Linked DNA regions of Mus musculus: all the other regions are linked to region 4. A link is a loop called in an ENCODE intact Hi-C map of the cell type or tissue named here. Cell type or tissue: left cerebral cortex. All regions are shown on one strand. Each heading gives the region's core, and the rest is flanking DNA. Links, peaks and the distances in the headings are about the cores only.

Region 1 (4,474 bases), core at 203-4,202, 890 kb after region 4:
GCTATCTGGCATTTTTTCACATCTTGGACAAATCTTTTTAGCCACATGGTGTGTGATGTGAAATGTACACTGTAGAAATAGTTTTAAGGATGCAGGGGAATTACTATAACTGGTTTCCTAAACACAGCCCTCTGCATCAGAAGAACCCACCTCAAATGGCCAACTGTAACAGAAATTCAACTACTGGGCTCCATCAAGCATGAATGATGCTCAAAAATGGGACTTTTTTTCTTTTTTGGATGTATGATGGTTTTTATTTACAATGTTATTGGCAAAAAAAAAAAAAAAAAAAAGGTGGGTTGAGAACTTCAAACAGCCTTAACACAGGGCACTGCAGCTGACCCTGCAAGTTGGGTTGACAAGTCCCATTCTCAGTATCCACCTAATTGCCCATAGATGTACAATACTGAATCTGCATATGCAGTTTCCTTTATCATATACAGTGCTCACCTTCAGACAGTCTCTAAAACATATAAATACAAAGGGAAGGACATCACTCAAGAGTGGGACTTTACTTTAATGTGCAACATGCAGCATAAAATTTTAAACACAGTATAGAGGAATATGTGCAAAAGAAATGTAGAAGGAAAATATGCAGAAGCAAGAAATTGCAGGTGAGACCTGGAGAAAATAGCCCCATCAGACACAGGAAACTGCATGTGAGACCAGGAGAGGGCAGAGCTGTGGATGTTCCAGATGCCTGAACTGGAAGAAAGAGCCATAAGATATTATGACAAATGTATAACATAGATTAGAGGAAAAAATTTGGACTGAATAAATGAACAATTGATACACAAAAAAAAAAAAAAAAAAGAGTGGGACTTTAACAAAACGTTCTGGGGTCCAAAACCGTGGTTTGTTTCCAGTTGATATTCCCCTGTGACACATGACTTATAGAAAGTAAAATTCTGGTGATCAGAGGCATCAAGACCATAAAAATGCTGCTATTGGCCCATGGAAACACCAAGAGGTCCCCAGAGCCCTGCCAAGAACGGTAAAAAAAGAACTCTAGCTAATCTAGGCAGAGGAAGTGCAGCCCCACCACCTATTCTCATTGTTAGCTTTGTCCTAGAATAAAGATTCTTGAGGAAAATGGCTCCCATAATTCACAGGGACTGTCTATTGGGGAATGTCAGGTTAGTGGCCTCAACCCCAAAACTGCAATAACCACTTTATATTTCATTACACTCATATTGTGCTCTGAATTCTTATTCAACATCAACCTTGCTCCTACTGGTTCCACCATAGCTGTCCAGGTATGAGCTGGGACAAAGAGCTTCTGCTTAGGCTAACCTGATCAAAGTATACAGCAGGTATCCTGGTAAGTGTGTGCATTGAACATATAGGTAAGGGAGAGGGGAGGAAATGGGTTTGATGATGGTGAAAGTGATAGTGGGCATGCCCTGTATGTCATTGCAACTGATCACAGACTAAGAGAAGGGAAAGACAAATATGGGGAGCTCCAGAGAAATGGGAACACAAAGGGCCTAAGTCCCTGCCCCACTTCCTGTGATCCCCTGTGAGATTCCTCCTTGGCCTTCCTGAAAAGGATGCTACAAAAGGCCTGGTCTGGTTCCCAGGCCCACAGTGGCTAGCTCATCATACTTTCTTGCATCCTCATCTCAGATTTCAGATTTTGGTTGTATTGACACAGCCATAAGAAATGGAAAGCATTCCTGAACTGTCTCTAACTTCACAGAGTTCAAATCACAGAGAAAAGCATGAGGCATGTGGCAGCATTCTCTAGAACACTCATATCCACATATGTGTGCATTTTTCTATGGACTCACCATAGTGGGTACATATATGCATGTGTGTGAACACACAAGACAATTCAGGACTTAGCCTGGGCACAGAGTTTGCATGCAAGGAAAATTAAATTAAGGGTACAAAGGAGGAGAGAGAAATGCCTTATTCCATCACTCTAATAAATCAGAGCATTCAAACAGCATTGATCATGCAAAGCTGGAATATGCTCTGGTGACACTATTCACCTGCTTTCTTAGCCATTTCCATGTGGAGCCTGTCTTCCTCCCTTGATCTGCAAATTGAGGTTCATGTTGGAAATGTCACCATGCTCAATGCCCCTAAAGTCTAACGTAACATTTCTTTTTAGAAAGATTTTAAGGGGAAATAATTGCTGCTGAGGACATCACTTAACAAATTTATTTCAGGCACACATGATGTCTGATCATGGCAATACCCAGATTAGGGCAACTGTGATCCCTAGGATCACAGTTAATAAAAGGCAGCGGTGGAATTTCAAGTGTGGTTTGTCTGAATGCAGAACTCTGTCTGATCACAGCTGCATAAGCCCAAGATCTTTGTTTCAGAGTGTGTGATGAAAACAACTTTTATGGTAATGAGAACCATGATTTGATTTCATTTTTACAGGCATGTTTAGTGATTGTTTTTCTCATTCCCTACTGAAACAAAACATAACCCTGCGTGTTGCTGCCACCTAGTGGCCATATTCCTAATAAAAATTATGGTTGAAAATAAAGGTTGAAAACAAGATGACATCTTCCCCACAGCTGTTTCCTAAGCGACTAACTGTCTCATGGTTTAATCCTGTGCCCTGCCTTCTTTTCCCACCCATCTCAAAACAGCCAACCAATAACCATTCCAGCTGTTCTAAAAACTACCCCCATTTAACATCTGTGTTTCCATCCTGTCAGTCTCTGAACACCCAGGCTTTCTTAGTGCTTGTAGAAAGCTTGCTTTCCAGGATATCCGTGCATAAGCTCTCTGAGTCTGTTTTCTTGACACAACACAAAATGACATGGCAGGATGCAAACTCCTCGGTTCTCTCAGGTTCATAGTTTTAACTTTGTCATCAGTGGGCTGGTGAGATGGCTCAATGATGAGAGTGCTAGACCTGATGATTGGTGTTTGCTGCCTGTAATCCAAGAGGTGGAGGAATAGATCCCACAGTTGTCCTTTGACTTCCACAGGAGAAATGATTGTCTGCATACACATAAAGAAATTTTTAACTTAAATAAAGCCATCGTTGAGCCAGGTTTCTGATGTCACTATTATTTTAGTGGAGATTCCCATGCAGTAGTCCCACATAAGTATATATGGAATAAGAATAAAAGTTTTACTTATGCTTCTACCTTCTCCACTTAATAACTTTTTAGTCAATGGTCTAGAAAGTTACAGTACCAACCATCTCAAAGTAGGAGAAGGCAGTAGAACTCTGAAGTGTCCTATTAAAATACACATATTTTGGACCAGCCAGATAGTTAAAATAAGGAGCCTAACTTAGCCTCCTGCTATATATGCAATATTAAACCAAGAGTGTTCACATACAAACTGGAATCTTTGTTAATCACTTTTCTGACATGCTTAAATCCTTCTATTATGTCTAGATCTTGGCCCAGGTCCTGACTGCAACCAATGTCCCCAGAACTCTATACTAAGCTGTAGAAACAAGTAGTGTTTTCATCTCAGCAGCAAGATTATTGGGAATATTTAAGTGGTAGAAAGAATGTGAAACCCTATACAAAAGAACCTACACCTCCCAGCAAACATTTTTACTAAAGAAGAAACCCACAGGCTTCCAGAAACACTCTGCAAAGTCAACATTCTAGTCTGGAGCAGTGGCAGAGCCTGCTTGGGAAATTCTCAGGCATCTTACTGGATAAATTGGCTGATGTGTGACTGAGGAGGGCCATATTAAATACTGAACTGTGACCCTCCCCGCCCCCAGGGATCATTAGCAGATATTGGTCCACTAGGGCAAAGAAGTCAGGAAGGACCAGCTGCAGACAGATCAACTGAACTTGGGGTGATTCAAAGCTTATATAGTTTGGGGGGCAATGGTCGTAATATCCAGGCTGAGCAAAATTCATTAGCTGAAGGTCTGAAATGCCTCAGTAGCATGGGGAAGCATTTCAGGAATCTCAGGTGCTAGCTGAATGGGTTCTTCTCAAGAGAAAGAAGTTGAACCTATACTGTTAACCAAGGCTACATGACATTCTGCAGATAGAGGCATGTGGAATTTTTTGAACTCCCCAGACAAGGTCAGAGAAGGGGAGGCCCTGCCAGTGAAGGGAGTCCTCCATACTGTGCTGAGCTCAGAAAACTGTCCAGACAATGGTGGACTTCAACCTTAATTTAGCAGGGCAACGTCAAAGCTCTGTTTCTGCACCAAGATCATCGTGAACAGAGTTCCTCCCATTTCTCTTCCATGTTTACATTAACAAGGTTAACTGTAGGTTTTTCCTTCACCTCCTACAAGCCAACCTTGAGCAGGACCCTACAGCAGCCATGGTGAGCAATGATCAATCTTGCTAGCAAATACCTTCTACTCACAATAAAGAGAGACGGAGAAAGCACAGAATTACATTAGTGCCGCAGACCCTTTTGGTCCCTGTCTGCGTAGAATGGGTCTCTGATTGCAAGTGGACAAGGAGTCAACGAATGAATGAAAGAATCACACGAGAGATTGTGTAGAATCTGAATGTAATTT
Region 2 (4,474 bases), core at 195-4,194, 110 kb after region 4:
ATGTGGTTACTGGTCCTTGTTATTTGGGGTGTGTTCTGAGGCTCAAACATTGTGGTAGAAGCACAGAAGAGATCAAAATTATTTACTTACAATATTTGAGCAAGAGAGAGAGAAAGGGAGAAAGAGAAGACAGGGAGGAGAGCAAGAGACATATAAAAAGATAAAACCTGCAATGGCATGTACCCAATGGCCTAAATCTTGAAAACATGGTCCACATCCCAAAGAATCAAGCACCTTTGGATAACATTATCAGCTGGAGACCAAGTTTTCATTTAACACATGAGTCCTTTGAGACCATTTAACATCCAAACAACAGCTGACAAGAAAACATGGCCTATTTTTCTATGAAAGTCATGTTGTTTTGCCTCTGGTCTAACAATTTACCTGGAAATTTTCTCTATTTCTCATAGTGTGGATCTTCTAGATAGAAATTCCCACAGCTTCTGTATATGTTATAGTTACATCTTAAGTGTCATGCATAAATCTCATATATTTTATATTCTTCATATTTTATATTTCTTTTTTGTGAATATTTATTGAATATAAAATCCTGAGATGACATTTTTGTATGTTTTAATACTTTAAACAAGTTTCTCCACTCTCCTGGATTGACTGTTTTCTGATAAGTCTGTTCTTATTCTTATATTAGCTCCTTAGTGTCTAATATATCTTGTTTCTTTTGGCTATTTTAAGATTTCATTTTTATCATTGGTTGAGTAATTTATAATAATTTTACTATGGAGTATAATTTTTTATACTTGGATTTCATTGAGGTTCTTTGACATAAGTAAATTATTTTAATCTAGTCATAATTTATTATGGATATTAATTCTTCAAACATTTTTCTCTCTGTTCCTTTGGGGACCCCCATTACATAGAAACTATGATACTCAATATTGTTTCTTCATTTAGAAGTGCTCTATTATTTAAATTTTTGTTGTCTGTCCTTTTTTGATATTTTTCTCACTACCTTAAAGTTCATTAATTTTTTCTTATGTAATATCTACTCTTCCATTAATATATTCTAGTATATTTTCATTTTAGGCATTGCAGTTTTATCTTTAGCAGGCAAGTTTGCACATGTGTATTCATGTGCATGCACACACAGGCACACACACACACACACACACACACACACATGCGCACACATACACTTATATACATGTAGGAACTCATTATGCAACCTAGGATGACCTTAAGTTGTTAACTCTCTAGCCTAATTATCCCCAGCATTGGGATTACAGGCCTATGCCATCATTTGCACATCTTGAAATGAGAGATTAACATGGTTTATTTAGATGGGCATTGTCTAGATATAATTCTCATTCCCTCTCCCCCTCCCTCTCTCCCTCCCTCTCTCCCTCCCTCTCTCCCTCCTTCCCTCTCTCCTTCCTTCCTTCCTTCCTTCCTTCCTGCCTTCCTGCCTTCCTGCCTTCCTGCCTTCCTGCCTTCCTGCCTTCCTGCCTTCCTGCCTTCCTGCCTTCCTTCCTCTATTTCTCTCCATTCTCTCTTTCTTGCTTATTTCATTTGTCTTGCTTGTCACCACCTATATGTGTAGTGTACTGTCCAATGGCATAAGTCAAAGAATGATAGAGCTGGACACCTGATGTACTCCTCTGGCGCACACATATACATATATACATATACCATTTATATATATCATACACATTCACAGAGTGGTGTCTGCTAAAATGATAGTGTCACTTAAAAGACTGTGCTCATATTGTGGTCTTTTTAAAATTTTACAATATATATTTGTGTGTCTAATTTCTGCTACAACACTGACATCTACTGGAAAATGTCTAATCCTTACTCATTGTCATATTTAGAACAGAAATATAGATGGTTGTATATAAAAGGGTAAATGAAGCATAGATATATCTTCTCACACTTTCATATGGAGAGGCTTTACAGACAATTCAATAAGAAATGATGAAAAAAAAAGGCCATGAATTAAAAGGAAAGTGGGAAAGTGTATATGAGAGGGTTTGGAGGGAGGACAGGGAAGAGAGAAATATTGTAATTAAAATACAGTTACAAAAATAAAACAATAACAACACATTTAGGATGTAATGAATATCAAGACAGTTAAGGAAGTGTCTGTTCAGGTCACTAGCCTTCTTCCCTGACCGATCAACCAATTCTGACCTCAAAGGCTGTTTTCTTGAGTAGCCAGACATTAGTCACTGATGTCACCCAGGACCAAAAGCACTGGCTTACTTTGTGTCCCTGTGACACATCTTTTTGTAAGAATGGCTCTATTGTTGGGTCATGGGTTTACTATAATACCAAACATGGCTTGCTGTATTGGAAAACATTTAGCTTTCAAGATGATAGCTTTTCAAATGGGGCTTCAATTTTCAACATGTGAAATTGGGGGTTTGGGAAAAATTTTCCAGATAAGAGAAAGCTTAAACACAAGATGGTGGTGATGATCCTTGGACTCTGAGCACTCTCATTTTGGAGTATGTGATGCTATCTTATAATACCAAATTCATCTACAAAAGCCTATACTCAACAAAACTGGAAAATCCGGATGAAATGAACAATTTTCTAGACAGATTCCAAATACCAAAGTTAAATCAGGATCAAATAAACAATCTAAACAGTCCCATCACCCCTCAAGAAATAGAAGAAGTCATTAATAGTCTCCCAACCAAAAAAAGCCCAGGACCAGATGGATTTAGTGCCTTTAGACCTTCAAAGACTTAATACCAATACTCTTCAAACAATTTCACAAAATAGAAACAGAGGAACACTACCCAATTTGTTCTATGAAGCCACAATTACTCTGATACCAAAACCACACAAAGACACAACAAAGAAAGAGAACTTCAGGCCAATTTTCCTTATGAGTATTGATGCAAAAATACTCAATAAAATTCTTGCAAACTGAATCCAAGAACATATCAAAACTATCATCCACCATGGTCAAACAGCCTTCATCCAAGGGATACAGGGATGGTTCAATATAAGGAAACCCATCAATGTAATCCTCTATATAAACAAATTCATCTAGAAATTCTTTTATTCTTCCTTTTGTTTTTTAGGGCATACTATCCCAGCATGGGCATGAGCAGCCTGAAATTGCTGAAATATGTTCTGTTTATCTTTAACTTGCTTTTTTGGGTAAGTACCCCCTTTTGAAATATCTGAAATAATAATCTTTCATTCTAGCTAAGCTGTCCTTCCTTAAGGAAGAGTATAGTACAGAATGTGAACTGTGCATGCCTGGGTAATATCTAGAACACTTTACCTAGGCACAAATCAGTAATAATTTCCTCACTTTCTGCCATTGTGTGACACCATAAGTCTACAAAATTGAAAAATATCAGTGCAAGTAATAATGAAGTTGTGCAGACTCTCTGGGGATTTAGGGATGCATTACAAATAGCTGGCATCTGTAAAACAAATCGACTACAATTTGGGTATTAAATTCTACCCTCTCCTCTTCCCCAGTGGCATGGGAGAATACTGACAGAAAATTCTTACTGAAGTTCTATTTCTAAATTTAAAAAACATACATCTATGCTGACTTCTGTGGTATCTAGGTTCATTTCTTCAGTCATCCTGGTCAGCATGTGTTATTTATAGTTTTCTTTATGACAATCATTCTGATGGGATGGAATAGAGTCTTCATGTAGTTTTGATGTAGCTAGAGATGTTGAACATTTTGTCACTTAATTATTGACTGTTTGGAGCTGGGCAGTGATGGCGCACACCTTTAGTCCCAGCACTTGGGAGGCAGAGGCAGACAGATTTCTGAGTTCAAGGCCAGCCTGGTCTACAAAGTGAGTTCCAGGACAGCCAGGGCTACACAGAGAAACCCTGTCTCGAAAACCAATATATATATATATGTTACCAATATATATATTTTACTTCTCATTTTGTCTCCAAAAGAATCATAGTCACCTTACAGCAAAGACAGATGCCCATCCATACTTTCACTCTACCATTATCAATAGCTAAATTGTTTTCAGAGACTGTATATCCATCAACAGGTGACTGTATGCATGTACATGTCTAAATATGGTATATGTACATAATAGATCTTTCCCTAGCCACAATGAAGAATGAAATCATGCAGAAAAATACATGAAACTTGAGGTTACTTGGAAATAAGTCATTCCTACTTAGAAAAGTACTTCATCTTCCTTCATTTGTGGAAGCTAAGAAAAATATGAAAAACGTTTAATTAAAAGGGGGACTATTAGAAGTGAGAAGGAGGAAATGCAAAAGAGAAAGCAGATAAGAAAGATTAATAGAACAGTGAATATGTTTAAAGTACATTATGTGCTTGATGTGTAGAAATATAACAAAAACTTTTTGTATAGTTAACATAGACTAATAAAAATGTAAAGTTTACAGACACACATATCCTTATGCTTGATAATTAACATGAAAAGAAGAGGTGAATATCATTATAAGTTTGGTTTCTTTTATAGTCTTCCTATCAAGATGACCTTCCTCAAAG
Region 3 (4,474 bases), core at 365-4,364, 860 kb after region 4:
GGTAGTTACAGAGTAAGCCCAAACTCAACTGAATTTAGAATTATAAAATCTTAGTAATGGCAAAGATTCTTCTTTATGGAGTATCCATTCAATAAGTTATATTCTAAATATATCACATTGTTTTAAAGTCAATGATTTCTATTCCCATGTAATGCATGTTTTAGTTCTTTAAGAATATCATACATTGTATTTTGATCATATCCTCTACCTTATATTTTCCCAGATCCATCCCTAATTCCATATCCACCTAATTTTGTATACTAAACACATACACACACACACACATTTCCAATTAGTGCTACCTATGTATTCTTGAGTGTATGGCCATCCATTGGAGCATGTATCACCTATCAGGGGCCACACCCATAAGGAAAGCTAACTTTTCCTGAAAGCTATCAGTTACCAATAATTCCTCCACTAGGGATGAAATTTCTTGACTGCCTCTCCACTCTATGCTAGGCTTTTGTCTGGTGGAGCTTACACAGATCTCCCTGTTCTATGATAAAATTACCATAAGCATTGTGGTCTTTATTCTACAGACAGGCAACCCAGGATATAACCACCTGTTCTATCTGACTACAGACTTCAGTTCTGGGAACAATTACATGAGACTATCTAATGTTAATAGAGTAACATGTGCTCTGTGGCACATATTGGGCTTAGGCATAAAAATGTGAATAAAGCAAAATCTTTAGCTTTAAATATCTGTGAAGCAGAAGACTGAAACATAATCAACAACTGCACACTCACTATAAGTCCCTTGATGAAAGTCCACAGAGTACAAAAGAAACCCAGAGAAGCTTATGTGAGGCAGGATCAGAAAGAGCTTCCCCAGTAAGAGATGCCTAATCTCAGTCTTGGAAAATCACTGGTGTCCACAATTAGATAACAATGTACATGTCACAAATGAAGACACAGAGATCAGAGATCACATGACTGGGAGAAAGATTATGAGATTCCACAGGAAGCAAGAATCTGATCATGTGGGTCCTTTAGCTAAACAATTAGGAATGCTTCCTCAAGATAATTGAGAATCATTTGAAGGGTTGTATACAGTGAAGAAATATGACCAAACTTTTGGGTTTGACTTATTCCTCTAATATTAGCCACAAAACAGGTAGAATAAGCAGATAAAGTTCCAATGGAACCTATTGGCATACATTAAGGTACAGACAATCAGGAAAGCAATGCTTTTACACTGAAAGAAGGAGGGCACATATAAAGGAACATTTGAAGACAGAAATCCATAAGACATGGGGATCAATTTTAAGTAAAAATAGAGACTATCCCCAGCTTTCTGAATTAGAGTACTATGTGGGCATAAATATGTTAAGATGATAAATACAACAAAGGAGTGTCTTGGAAGGGAAAGAACTGGTTCCTATACCTCTAAACCTAGTGACTATGACATATCTGAATGGCCAGAATGCATTGGATAGAGATCTAGAGTTCATGGGAAAGAATTTGACTTAATGAACTGGTATTATCAGCAAGAGAAATGGCCACCAAGTAAAAGGAATAAATTATAGTCAAAGACCACAAATGGCTTTTAATTTATCCCATTCTTTACTTTTATTTTTCACTTTTTAGCAGATTGCTCTACCACTGTCCTATACTCACAGAGACAGATTCTTTCCATATGGCCCCATATCATCAGGCATCCTCTGGATAGTTTCAACACAAAGTAATACTGAGTCAACCAGTTTAATTTTGTCCAAAGCTCTAAATATCAGATACAGTAATTCCATTACTTTATTTTTCAGTTTCTATCTATTCTTTGATAATCTCACACATAAATAAATGTACTTAGATCATATTTATTGCCTTCTCCACCATTAAACCTTTCCAATTCTCCCCAGACTTTCCTCATCACACACACAACTTTAGGATTTTGGTTTTGAATCCATTGACTGCTGCTCATATTTACATGTGTGTGCCTCCATCTACTGGAGCATGAGCAAATTGCCATGGACTATACTACTGAGGAAAACTAATTCTCTTTTCTACTATAGCCAATAGCTCCTCAACTAAAGGTGAGACCACCTGAGACCCTTTCCTCTTCATACTGAAGTGTCAGTTGGCTTAATCTTGTGCTGGTCTTGTGTGAACAACCACAATGATTGTGAATTTGTGGCTGCAACAGATCCATCACAGCCAAAAGGCATTATTTTTCAATAGTAGTCCCCAATTCTTACAATATTTGCACCCCTTTTCTGCAATGTTACCTGAGCCTTTGGGAGATGTGGTGTGATCCTTTCAGGCACAACATTCTATGGTGAATTATTCTCTGCATTTTCACCAGTTTTGAGTCTAGAATAACTGTCATTTACATTTGCATAAAGAATCTTCCCTGATGAGATATGAAAGTTGCACTAATCTGTGGGTACAAGGATAAGTTACTTAGGAGGTAGCTTGATACCATTCTCCTAAGTATTAGAAGGGTCTATGAGTCCCCATCTACAGATTCTTGGTCATTTTGACAGTACCAGGCATGAGTACCCCTCTATGGAGCAGGAGTTAGGTTTGGTGAAAAAGGTGTTGATTACCCTCATAGCACTCATGCCTATGTTGCACTAGTTGGCATATCTTTCCAGTCCAGTTGTTACTGCAGCTAGTAAGAGCCTCCTATCTGGGTAAGTCTTTTAATGGATTTCTCCACCACCAGACTTCAGTGTACCTTCTGGTAGCCATCAGGGAAGTACTTCTAAGTCACTACTAGTTTGACTTTTCTACGTCATATGAGCAAAGTGTGTGGTGCTCTTAGTGATAGGATCTCATCATCAAGTTCTATGGGTAACCAGCAGCAATAGGCCATATTGTCCTGCAGATCTCTGGGACCCCCTGACCAACTACTTAAAAACTAGTATTCCACATGTGGCACTGGGTTTTTAATAACGTATGGCTTCTGGAAGGAGCCTTATACTATAGCCTATGTAGGTAACTCCAATTAAGCTTTTGTTGTTGTTGTTGCTGTATTTTAGGAAGCTTATAAAGAAGTGGGTTTCTACGTGGTTTTGTCAAACATCCTTAGTGTTAGTTATCCTTTCTGTTACCTACTGTATACTACACTAACATTCAACTCCACACAACCTTCACACACACACACTTAACCCTTCTCCATTTTTCTCACTTTCCCCTCCACACTGTTTTCTAGTATTCTATGTCCCATCTCTTGGACTCATTTTTTCTTCCTTATACCTCGATAGCCCCTTTCTAGTTTCCTGGCTTCTGCAGATTATCCCTATTTTTAATTAAAACATGTCTTCAGAAAAAAAGCTATAGCCTGTCCACAAAACAGCATAATATAAAGTCAGAAACCTTGTAAGATGTGGAGTTAATATTTTAAAACAGCTCTAACACCCTTCTTATAAGGCCTGTTCATCTAATAAAATGTCCTAGTCTCTTGACCACTTGTAAGCATGACTATTTCTATGGGTATTCTGTTGGAAGATGACCATAGCACTCCCAAATAATGCAACTATAAGAGCTGGTGCCAGTAGTTCATATTAAGATACATAGTATCACACAAAGTACAAGTAGGTTATCATCTGGCACTGAACTGTGCCTATCATCCAGCAACCTACACCTTCTTTCTTAGATAACTTTGCATTGCATTTGATGAGATGTTGGCCCTATGACATACTTAAGCTACTGATAAAGTAGAAGGAACTTTCTCCACCACTGAAATCTGGATATAGGGAACTGCAGCAAATGATGCTTCAGAATGTGATGATGGTGGCAGAGCTATCAGTCATCTGAGACCTAGATTTTGGATGACTGGCTACTAAATTAAGATAGGACATAGTGAAATTTTTCTAAACCCATGATTATTAGATGGCTGTTCTATTGAATTTGTTGAGATGATGACAGAGTAAGATAAAACAAAATATGGAAGTATTTTTTAAATATGTACTTATGTTATTAGAGGGGCTGAAATGAATATGTGATATACTCTAATTTATTTTAATATCCTGTAGAAAATACGTGAGGCTTTTGAACTGGAAGCCATTGAAAACAAGAGCCCTAGGCTGATGGTCACTGCCACAGTAGCTGGTGTCATCTCTACCATCCAATCTGGCTATGAGATCCCTCAATTATCACAGTAAATGATCTACCTTATTCTGGAACTCCTGTAAGAGCATAAGCAGAGGATCTTAATTCTTGGGATTTTTTTCTATGCATGAGCTTTGTTTACAGTCTTTGAATGGGTGTATTTTTCTGACCTCATTATGACAAATGGCCATCAGAAATTATTTAAACAACAACCTTCATCCACAGCTTCCTAGACTACATCCAGGTCATGACTTACAATCTCCATGGCTCCCAAGATGGCTATACTGGGGAAAACAGCCCACTCTACAAATCCCTAAATGACACTGGCATCAACACCCTCCTCAATGTGGTAAGACTTTATACAAACCCAAATGCAGACTAGAAGTGGTCCAGATCATAAAAGATTCATTACAAAATTAAA
Region 4 (4,474 bases), core at 241-4,240:
GTGTTCATGGACCATGTTGTCCTGGAGGCCATGTTGATGTCCTTGGCTTGTGTTGCTTCTGGGGACTGTCCATGGCCTGTGCTATAGTTGTGTTGATATCTGTGGTCTGTGCTGCCACTGGAGACCATGCAAAGGACCCTGGCAATGCTAATATTGGAGACCATGTGGAAGTTCATGATCTATGGTCCTGATGACTGTAAAGGGCAAAGAAGCTTCTTTGGCCTTCAATAACTTCAGACTCACAGTTGAGAAAGAGAGACATACAATGCTTCTGTGACAATCTCCACTTCACCCCCCAAATAACAGCCTGGACAGGAAACCATTAAAGAGAGAACTCTTAGAATTGTGATATGGATGCTAAAGTGTAGCTCTCCATAACTGATGGCTTCTACAGGGGTGTGGGTGGGGAATGATTAAGTTTCTTCAAGGGGCTTGCCATTGAAAGTTTGACCATGCTTAGGGACATGGGCAACACAAAATGGACTTTTTCTTTTTCCTTCTCCTTCTCCTCTTCCTCCTCCTCCTCCTTCTCTTCTTCTTGGAGATCACAAGGTCAGGGGTGATGGACTTGGAAAAATTGGGATATGAGTGTGATCAGGACACATGTTGTGAATTTCCAAAATAATCAAATATTAGGTTGGGCAAAATCTTAAAAAAAATAAATGAGTAGATATACAAAAATTATAGAATATTTTATAACCTCAGAATGAACATGGAGTTTGTAACTTCATAGTGTAAGGTAAACATAAAGAGGTTAATAGAAAAAGAAGCTAGATGACCATTAAACAAATAATAAAAAATTGAATTTTCCTCATAATATATCAATCACTAAGTATAACCTTTTTGCCAACCTTGCATTATTCATATACATGAAACTATCTTAAAGCCCTCATATTGTTGTATTTAAAACACCACGATCAAAGCAACACTATGAAAGAAAACATTTAATTGGGGCTGGCAGCTGGCTTACAGTTTCAGAGGTTTAGTCCATTATCATGGCAGAAGTATGGCAGCCTACAGGCAGGTACAATACTAGAGAGGTAGCAGAGAGCTACATTCTGATTTGCAGGCAGAAATAGAGGAGAGAGAGAAGAAAGAGACTCTAGGCCTGGCTTTTGTTGTTGTTGTTTTGTTTTGTTTTTTGTTTTTCTTTTTTTGTATTTGTTTTTACTATGTAATTTTCCCCCATTTATTTATTCACTTTACATCCCTTTCACAGTAAGGCTACCCCTCCTCCAAGGCTACCCCTCACTGGCCCCTCCCCTACTTCCTTCTCCCATTTACATCTGAAAAGCAAAAGGGTACCACTAGGTACCAAAATATTCTGGCACCTCAAGTCACTGTAGGACTCAGCACATCTTCTCCCACTGAGACCAGTCAAGCCAGCCCAGTTAGGGGATCAGGCAGAAAACAGAATCAGTTGCCTGAAGAACAAGTTACATATGGCAGCATTTGGGTCTAATCCATGAATGCTCTTTGGTTGCTGGTTCAGTCACTGGGAGCCCCCAAGGGTCCAGATTAGTTGACTCTGTTGATCTTTTAGAGTCCCTATTCCTTTCAGGTTCCTCAATCCTTCCCCCAAGTTTTCCACATGACTCCCTGAGCTCCATTTAATGTTTGCCTGTACATCTCTGCATCTGTTTCAGTCAGCTGCTGTGTGGAGTCTCTCAGAGGACAGTTACACTAGGCTCCTCTCTGCAAGCATAACGAGAATCATTAATATTGCCAGGAGTTGGTTCATGCCCATGGGATGAATTTCAAGTTGGCAGGTTATTGGATGGCTATTCACTCTGTCTCTGCTCTGTTTTTGTCCCTGCACTTCTTATAAGCAAGACACATTTTAGGTTGAAGATTTTATGGGTGGTTTGGTGTCTTATCCCTTGGCACAATTCTTTGAGACCCCCAAAAGCCAATGACCCACTTCTTCCAACAAGGGCACACCTCCTAATCCTTTCAAATGTGCCACTTCTTAATGACTACACATTCATATATATTTATATAAGCCTATGGTGGCCATTTTTATTCATACTACTCCACCCTCCTTCTGGTTATTTCTAAATAGATGAGGACTCTGCACCAGAGCCAGCTTAGGAGGCTCTCATAACCAGTTTGACCCCTAGGCTGTACAGTTAGAATTTCAATACAGTGTACCCATAGACACCACCACAATACTGTCCCATCTCTTCTTTTAATTTTTTTCTTTTGTTTTAACTTATTGACTCTCCATCCCATTCACTGCCCCCTTCAGTTACCCCCTCCCACAATCCTCCCTTCCCCTTCTCTGAGAGGGTGGGGACCCCCTTGGCTACTCCCTACCCCCTTGGCATTTCAAGTCTCTGCAAGAATAGGCACTTCCTCTCCCACTGAGGCCATACAAAGTAGCCAGCTAGTAGAACATATCCCATCTACAGGCAACAGCTTACAGGATAGCCATAAGCTATCTTATTCCAGTTCCAGGAAGAACCATTGTCCCCTGGCTGGTTATGACTCTAGGTTAACATGAGGTACAGTTTACAAAGTCAGGATGTCTCAATATTGGAAGACACTTAATATAGAATTCTGGACTTGTTCAAACAATTAATTAGTAACTGTGTAGTACAGTGTGTGAAATACCACCTTTAAATGGGTTATACATAGCTTTTAAAAGAATGTTTCTAAAATTTTCTATTACACCACCAGATGGTGATAGAGAGTCAAAGTTATATTATTTGTATGTAATTTTTTTTTTAAAAGTGGGTAAGTTAATCATTTCAAAGAAAATGAACTATTTCTTGTGTGTACTACCTAGATAACAGTTTATTTAGTTATATTATTAAATATATTACTAAGTCAGTGAAGGAAAATATTACTACCATATTGGAGATGAAGACACTGAAACTAAGATATCTTATACTTGACATCTTTAGAGTTAAAGATTTCCTAGGAATTTCCTTGAAAACTTTCAGACATATTTTTTTCCTAAAATATTTGTAATTTTATTTTTATTTTTATTTTTTTTTTACTATCTGAGGCATATATTTATCCATATAACCCGGAAGCCTTGTTAGTAATTTGCTCATGAAAAAGGAAAGTATAAGTCCACACCAAAATACAAATATTTATAGAAACTTTATTCATAATACTCCAGACAACTGAAATGCCTATCAACTTAGAAATATCTGGACCAGGTGACGATTTGAATTCCCAAGATATGGAGTGCTTGGCAGTCAATAGAATCACTGCCTTCACATATACAAAAGGAGGAGTGTATCTTAAATGTTATGAGAGAGGAAAAGGCTGCTAACTAGAGAAAATAAAGTGGAATATTAAATAATAAACCCAATTAAGAAAAAAAAGTTAAGATAAAGTTAGAAATAAAAAAGCTTTAAAGTCATATTGTGATGGTTTGTATATCCTTGGACCAGGGAGTGGCACCATCTGAAGGTGTAGCCTTGTTGGAATAGGTGTGACCTGGTTGGAATGGGTGTGTCACTGTGGGTGTGGGTATAAGATCCTCACCCTAGTTGCCTGGAAGTCAGTCTTCCACTAGCAGCCTTTGGATGAAGACATAGAACTCTCAGCTCCTCCTGCGCCATGCCTGCCTGGATACTGCCATGCTCCCACCTTGATGATAATGGACTGAACCTCTGAATCTGTAAGCCAGCCCCAATTAAATGTTGTTTTTTTTATAAGACTTGCCTTGGTCATGGTGTCTGTTCATAGCAGTAAAACCCTAACTAAGACACATATTGAACCGGCTAGCTTGTCCAGTGTATGAACTTTTGGTAAACTACTAAATTGTAACTCTTTTGCTGTTGTTTCTGCTGGAAATGCTACCTAACTAATGATATTAGCCTTCAAATACATCTATAACCAAGGAGGGAGTATTATTGTCACTTTATTTCACAAAATATTTTGTGTGAAGTGGAAGAAAGCAAATCTTCCAAGAGATAGAAGATGGCAATAATGTCTAGAGGCTAAGGAGAGAAATAAGGAATTTGAACACCCACTAATAATATGAGAGAAACCCGGCTCATGATGCATAAGAACACTGACAAATGACACTATGTTGGGTTGTCCTATTTTTGAAATAGTACCAGTGTAGACTTCATGGTTGTGTTATGTTCTACAGCTACCCAAAGAAGAGTAGAAGGGCTAGAAGGTTGAGATAATGCACACTAATCTGCTATTATAGCTGGGCTATATGAACAAAGAGTTGAGAATTCTGAAGAGACAGAGTTAATAATAACATACCTTTTCATCTAGAAAATAATGAAATTAAAAATTAGAGGGAAACATTAAGTTTTTGGAATGAGGGGACATCAATCAGAAAATTGCTGAAAATAACTATCAGATCATAGGTACAATGCAATAAGATGTATTTAAAAAAAAAGCCTTGAAGGACAGAAAGTTTTATTGGTCATCATTTTAAATGGAAAATCATAAACTATAGAAACATAAGGTTGGGGTGGAATTTTAGATCAAGAATATAGTA
Region 5 (4,474 bases), core at 142-4,141, 870 kb after region 4:
GTGTGTGTGTGTGTGTGTGTGTGTGTGTGAGAGAGAGAGAGAGAGAGAGAGAGAGAGAGAGAGAGAGAGAGAGGATAGAGAATTTGGTGAAAAACGCTTTCTCAACATGAAAACACCATCTGCCTCCAATGAAAAGTGGAAGCACTGTGTGAGCATGAAGCCAGCCACACTACTTACAGTCTTCCACCTGCCTGTGTACATCAGCATGATGGCTGTAAGGAGCAAATGGTGGATTTCGGTGCACAGGACAAAATGAGGACTTTTACAAATGTCTGTAACCTAGTAACCACTCTCAGAAAGGAGCCACCATGACTCCTCGACTCCTGCGCATACGCAGTGCAGCTTGGCTTGTCCAAAACTGGAAGCCTAGACATCATCCTACTTCTGCTGAAGGTCCAGTGCTGCTCTGTTTGTAGGATTGGCAACTGTGCAGTAGACTCATCATGGAGGTGCAGTGAATACATCGTAGAGTGTCTGCCCAGAAAATGAGCTAGCATGATCCTTTTTTGTGAACACGTACTGTACTTAAAACAGTTTATGTCATCCCTCACATGGTTATACAATTGACAGGTCATTAGACTTAGTGGAGCAGATTATAATATCATCTCCTTGAATTCACAATTTAGAACAAAGACTGTTGGTCTGTTATTAACTAAGAGTGACAGATTCTGTAGTATTTAAGCTCCAGAGCTATAGAAGAGTTTGTACATAAGACACGGATGCTTTAAATGCAGCAGCTAGAGTGTGGGACTAAGTGAAAGCACTTACCAATAACTTCATAGTTCCTAAGTCTAACTCGTTCACAAGGCCAGATGTGTTTCTGCCTTTAAAGTCTATAAAACTCTGCTACCTCTAAGCAAATCTCCTTACTCCTTAAAGCACTCAAGTGTGTTTCTCTTACTTACAATTAAAATAGTCTTCATGTAATAAGAATATTTTTCTATTTTTTTCTCCAGCAGCCACTGTATGGTCACCTTATGTGTCAAATTATTTTTGGTTTCATTCCTCGCATTTTTCAATTTTTATTAGTTTTTATTTATGATTTGGAATTGTGTACATGTATTCAGTGTATCTTTCTCAATATTTTTATTCTCTTTACATCCCAATTACAGCTCTCCTCCTTCCTCTCCTTCAAGTCCAACCTTACAAGTCCCTCTGCCCACAGCTCTCTCCCCTTCTCTTCAGAGAATAGGGTGTCTCCTTTGGGTACCCCTGACCCTGGGACACCTAGTCCCAGCAGGAATAGGTACATCCTTTCCCACTGAAGCCCATCCAGGCAGTATAGGTAGGGGAAGGGGATACAATGGTAGGCTCCTTGCCTTTTATAATAGGTCTCCCTGTATAGCCCAGATGGGTCTCAAAATCCTGAGCTCAGTGATCCTTTTGCCTAAACCTTTCAAGCAGATGTGACTACAAGCAGATGCCTATACAAGCAGAAGCACTTCCTGTTCAAATTACAAGTAATGAACACGCATTTTCTTACTTAGTTCACATGCAAACTTCATAAAACAGATATTACTACTTCCTGAAAACCGAGACCTGGGGAAGCTTGGTTCCTTATTAAGCCATATCCAGAGCCAGACAACCAAAGCTTGGACCCTTCCCTACGATTTCACTACATCCCCTGACACCAAGCACAGGGATCTCATGAGAGGTGGCGGCACTAGTGACTGATGAAGGACACATATACCCCAGTTAATTATCAGTCACCATAAACTCCAAGCACTTTCTATTACTACATGACAGATGCCACTCTAATGTGAACGGCACAGTGGTAAGAAAGGCTAACTTCCTTTTACTTCCTTTTAGGATAGTGATATGTTGCTTCTGCAGTGTTGGACAATAAATAAAAAGGGAAAATGAAGTAGACAAAAGCTTGTTAAAATGTGCCCAGTGAAAGACAATATTTTGATTCATCCTGTCTCAGATAATGACTCTGTGGGAAGATCTTAATGAAAGCCAAAGACAGCCAACAATTTTCTTATCTGGGAAAAATTATGGCAAAGACAATCTCCTTGTGGTAGAAATGAACAAGACGCATTAAGCTATACCACAGCTTAAGAGACTCAGCCTAGTATCCTGTTGTTGGTCACTGATAGAGTTGCTACTCAAATCAGCCTTTCTATCTGCCTTTATACCACAGTGCTGCTTTGCAGAAAACCATGTCATAATGACTTAAAGGGGAGCTTCTAAGGCAGGGTGGTTGCTTAGCAGCTAGTCTTGGGAACACCCTTCATTTTCTTGTTTAAAGCCTATGAAGGAAGTAGTGGCTCATGAAGACAGAAAATGAGGAGGACGTCAAGCCCCCTGAAAGTTGTCATGCAATGCAGTTACTATTCAAATCTCTTGAGGCATCTGAAAGGGCTAAGGTAGAAGAAGAACTGAAAAAGACCAAAGAGAATGAATTCACACAACGGAATGAACATCATGCTCTTCGGGACATCACTCATGGTAATGAATCTCTCGGGCTCTAGTACATATATGAAAGGGAAACTACCCCCTTCCTGGTAGGAAATAAATTGTCAAGAGGCAGGATAGAGCTCATGTGAGGATAAGAGAAGGAACCAGGTCCTGGGTTGGAAGGAGAACCGACCCAGCTAGCTGTACTAGAAGCCTTGGCAAAGAGAGTTCTCCAATCAGAAAAATTAGAACAAAAGTGCCCTTGGAGCTGGCTAATGACCTGGGCACAGAAGCGGTGAGCTAGAGGTGCATTTCAGCTGTGTATTAGCAAGTTTACACTCAATCTACATGTCTGAACTGCCCCAGTGGACCCCTACAGTCTCACGGCAGCCCTCGGAGGGAAGACGTGATTATTGTCACACACAATTACCTTTATTCCTTTATAGATACACCAGGGCCTAAGAGCTTCAGTACTTCCCACAAGATCATGAAGATAGGAAACACAAACCAGGACTTGGTGCACACTAGTCTATGAGACTTCACAGCCTGTGTTCACATGTTATTACTAAATGACAGAGTGTGACATTTATTTAAGAAAGTCTAGAAGGGAGGATTTAGGAAGTTGGCTTCCTCTTCACTATCAATTTCCTCTGGACAACTCTCCTGTAGTAGTATTTTCACTCCTCAGAATAGAGGTTCCCAATCTTGTTCAGCTCTAAGGCCTGCTGTGGGTGACATTTCATGATGTTCACTTTCTTGTTCTACTATTAAATCTGTCAGTAACACACTCTGCAGCACAAAATTTCATAGACTGATACATAATACCCTAATCTTAATTTTTAAAAGAATACCAAATTCTAATACTAGGTCATGTATAGCTGTGAGTAGATGCTCATCGTCAGCAACTTTAGAAGACAACGGCATTGGATTCTTGTACCATATATTTTATAACAAGTAGAATTGGGATTAGGAAATTCAAATTTTAATCTCATATGAGTGTTAGAGCATATTTACAAGTGGACACCAAAAGAAAGTGTTAAGAAAATTAATGCCAGGTATAGTAGTGTATGCTTTTAATTCCAGTACTCAGGAGGCAGAGGCAGTCAGATTTCTGAAGTTGGAGCCCACCTATTCTCCAGAGTGAGTTCAGGACAGCCAGGGACATAGGTCCTTACAGAAAGAAAGAAAGAAAGAAAGAAAGAAAGAAAGAAAGAAAGAAAGAAAGAAAGAAAGAAAGAAAGAGGAAGGAAGGAAGGAAGGAAGGAAGGAAGGAAGGAAGGAAGGAAGGAAGGAAGGAAGGAAGGAAGGAAGGAAGGAAGAAAGGAAGGAAGGAAGGAAGGAGAAAGAGGGAGGGAGAGAATAGGAGTGGGGAGGCAGAATTCCTACCTTACTAGTTTGTGGTAACAGGAGAAGGCAAAGAAGGTGCACAACGTGAACACGTGTAACATGTAGATAAAATCCCTTTACTCTAAAAGGCAGAGGAGATAGGTCATGTATGAATAGTGAGTGGACAGTGTTGTGTCATTGTTAGGTGTTTTGTGGTTTTGTTTTTGCTTTTGTTTCCTGAAACAAAGTATTTCATCTCAAACTCATCTCCAACTCCATATTCTCTGGCTCCCACCTCCAGACTGTTTGAATCACAGATGGTACCAGCACATCTGGCTCAGAGATGTTGATATAAATTATTTTATTGATGTATAAGAATACCAAGAAGGGCCTAAATCAACAATGAAGTGATGGGTTAGATTCAGCATGTGGGCTCAGTGGTGTAGACAGATACTCACTGTCACTACACAGACTGCCTCATACGGCCTCTCAGCCTGCTCCACCAAAGGGCTCCCTGTCCTGACACCCAGCTCATACATTACTCTTACTTATTTTGAAATATCATAAAATCTGGCTTGGGTTTCTTGTGGATGTTCATATCTGACTTCCTTCACTTAACATAGTGAGACTGTATTATTGCCTTGCAAATTTTTCTATTGTTTTGTGTATGGACATATGAAATGAATGTACATGTGCATATGTGTGTGTGGATGTACACATTAATGGCCACAAGAACACACCTCCTCTG

What was found. Hi-C counts contacts between places; a loop is a spot of excess contacts. Peaks named below come from ENCODE experiments on the same cell type or tissue, not always from the same donor. Only the 100,000 strongest peaks of a DNase experiment are listed, where the experiment ranks them.
Region 1: it touches region 4 in a loop (11-fold over the local background); 10 of 42 quality-filtered maps call a loop at or near these places.
Region 2: a loop joins it to region 4, with 7 times the contacts of the local background. A loop is called at or near these places in 14 of 42 quality-filtered maps.
Region 3: it touches region 4 in a loop (6-fold over the local background); 6 of 42 quality-filtered maps call a loop at or near these places.
Region 5: it touches region 4 in a loop (3-fold over the local background); 6 of 42 quality-filtered maps call a loop at or near these places.

The regions. Positions count from the first base shown.
Region 1 is chr3:105,990,077-105,994,550 of GRCm38, reverse strand. No RefSeq gene overlaps it. Among named protein-coding and RNA genes, the nearest start is that of Pifo, 9.2 kb to the left of the region's middle. In left cerebral cortex, for the core only: a CTCF peak has its summit at 2,467 (motif pointing left); a DNase peak (open chromatin) is centred at 2,458.
Region 2 is chr3:106,769,337-106,773,810 of GRCm38, reverse strand. It overlaps Cd53 (CD53 antigen), which reads left to right. Exons shown (of 8, transcript NM_007651.3): 2 at 3,051-3,129. The coding sequence starts at 3,067. Among named protein-coding and RNA genes, the nearest start is that of Cd53, 19 kb to the left of the region's middle. In left cerebral cortex, for the core only: a CTCF peak has its summit at 1,777 (motif pointing left); no DNase peak of the experiment used is centred there.
Region 3 is chr3:106,019,517-106,023,990 of GRCm38, reverse strand. Chil5 (chitinase-like 5) reads left to right here. Exons shown (of 11, transcript NM_001080816.2): 6 at 3,978-4,102; 7 at 4,279-4,402. The region is part of intron 2 of Gm42722 (a long non-coding RNA gene); the gene reads right to left. Among named protein-coding and RNA genes, the nearest start is that of Gm42722, 4.6 kb to the right of the region's middle. In left cerebral cortex, for the core only: a CTCF peak has its summit at 1,951 (motif pointing left); a DNase peak (open chromatin) is centred at 1,948.
Region 4 is chr3:106,878,404-106,882,877 of GRCm38, reverse strand. Gm35507 (a long non-coding RNA gene) reads left to right here and starts at 3,517. Exons shown (of 4, transcript XR_375943.1): 1 at 3,517-3,634. In left cerebral cortex, for the core only: a CTCF peak has its summit at 2,668 (motif pointing right); no DNase peak of the experiment used is centred there.
Region 5 is chr3:106,012,405-106,016,878 of GRCm38, reverse strand. It overlaps a transcript of Pifo not described here. Among named protein-coding and RNA genes, the nearest start is that of Gm42722, 2.5 kb to the left of the region's middle. In left cerebral cortex, for the core only: no CTCF peak of the experiment used is centred there; no DNase peak of the experiment used is centred there.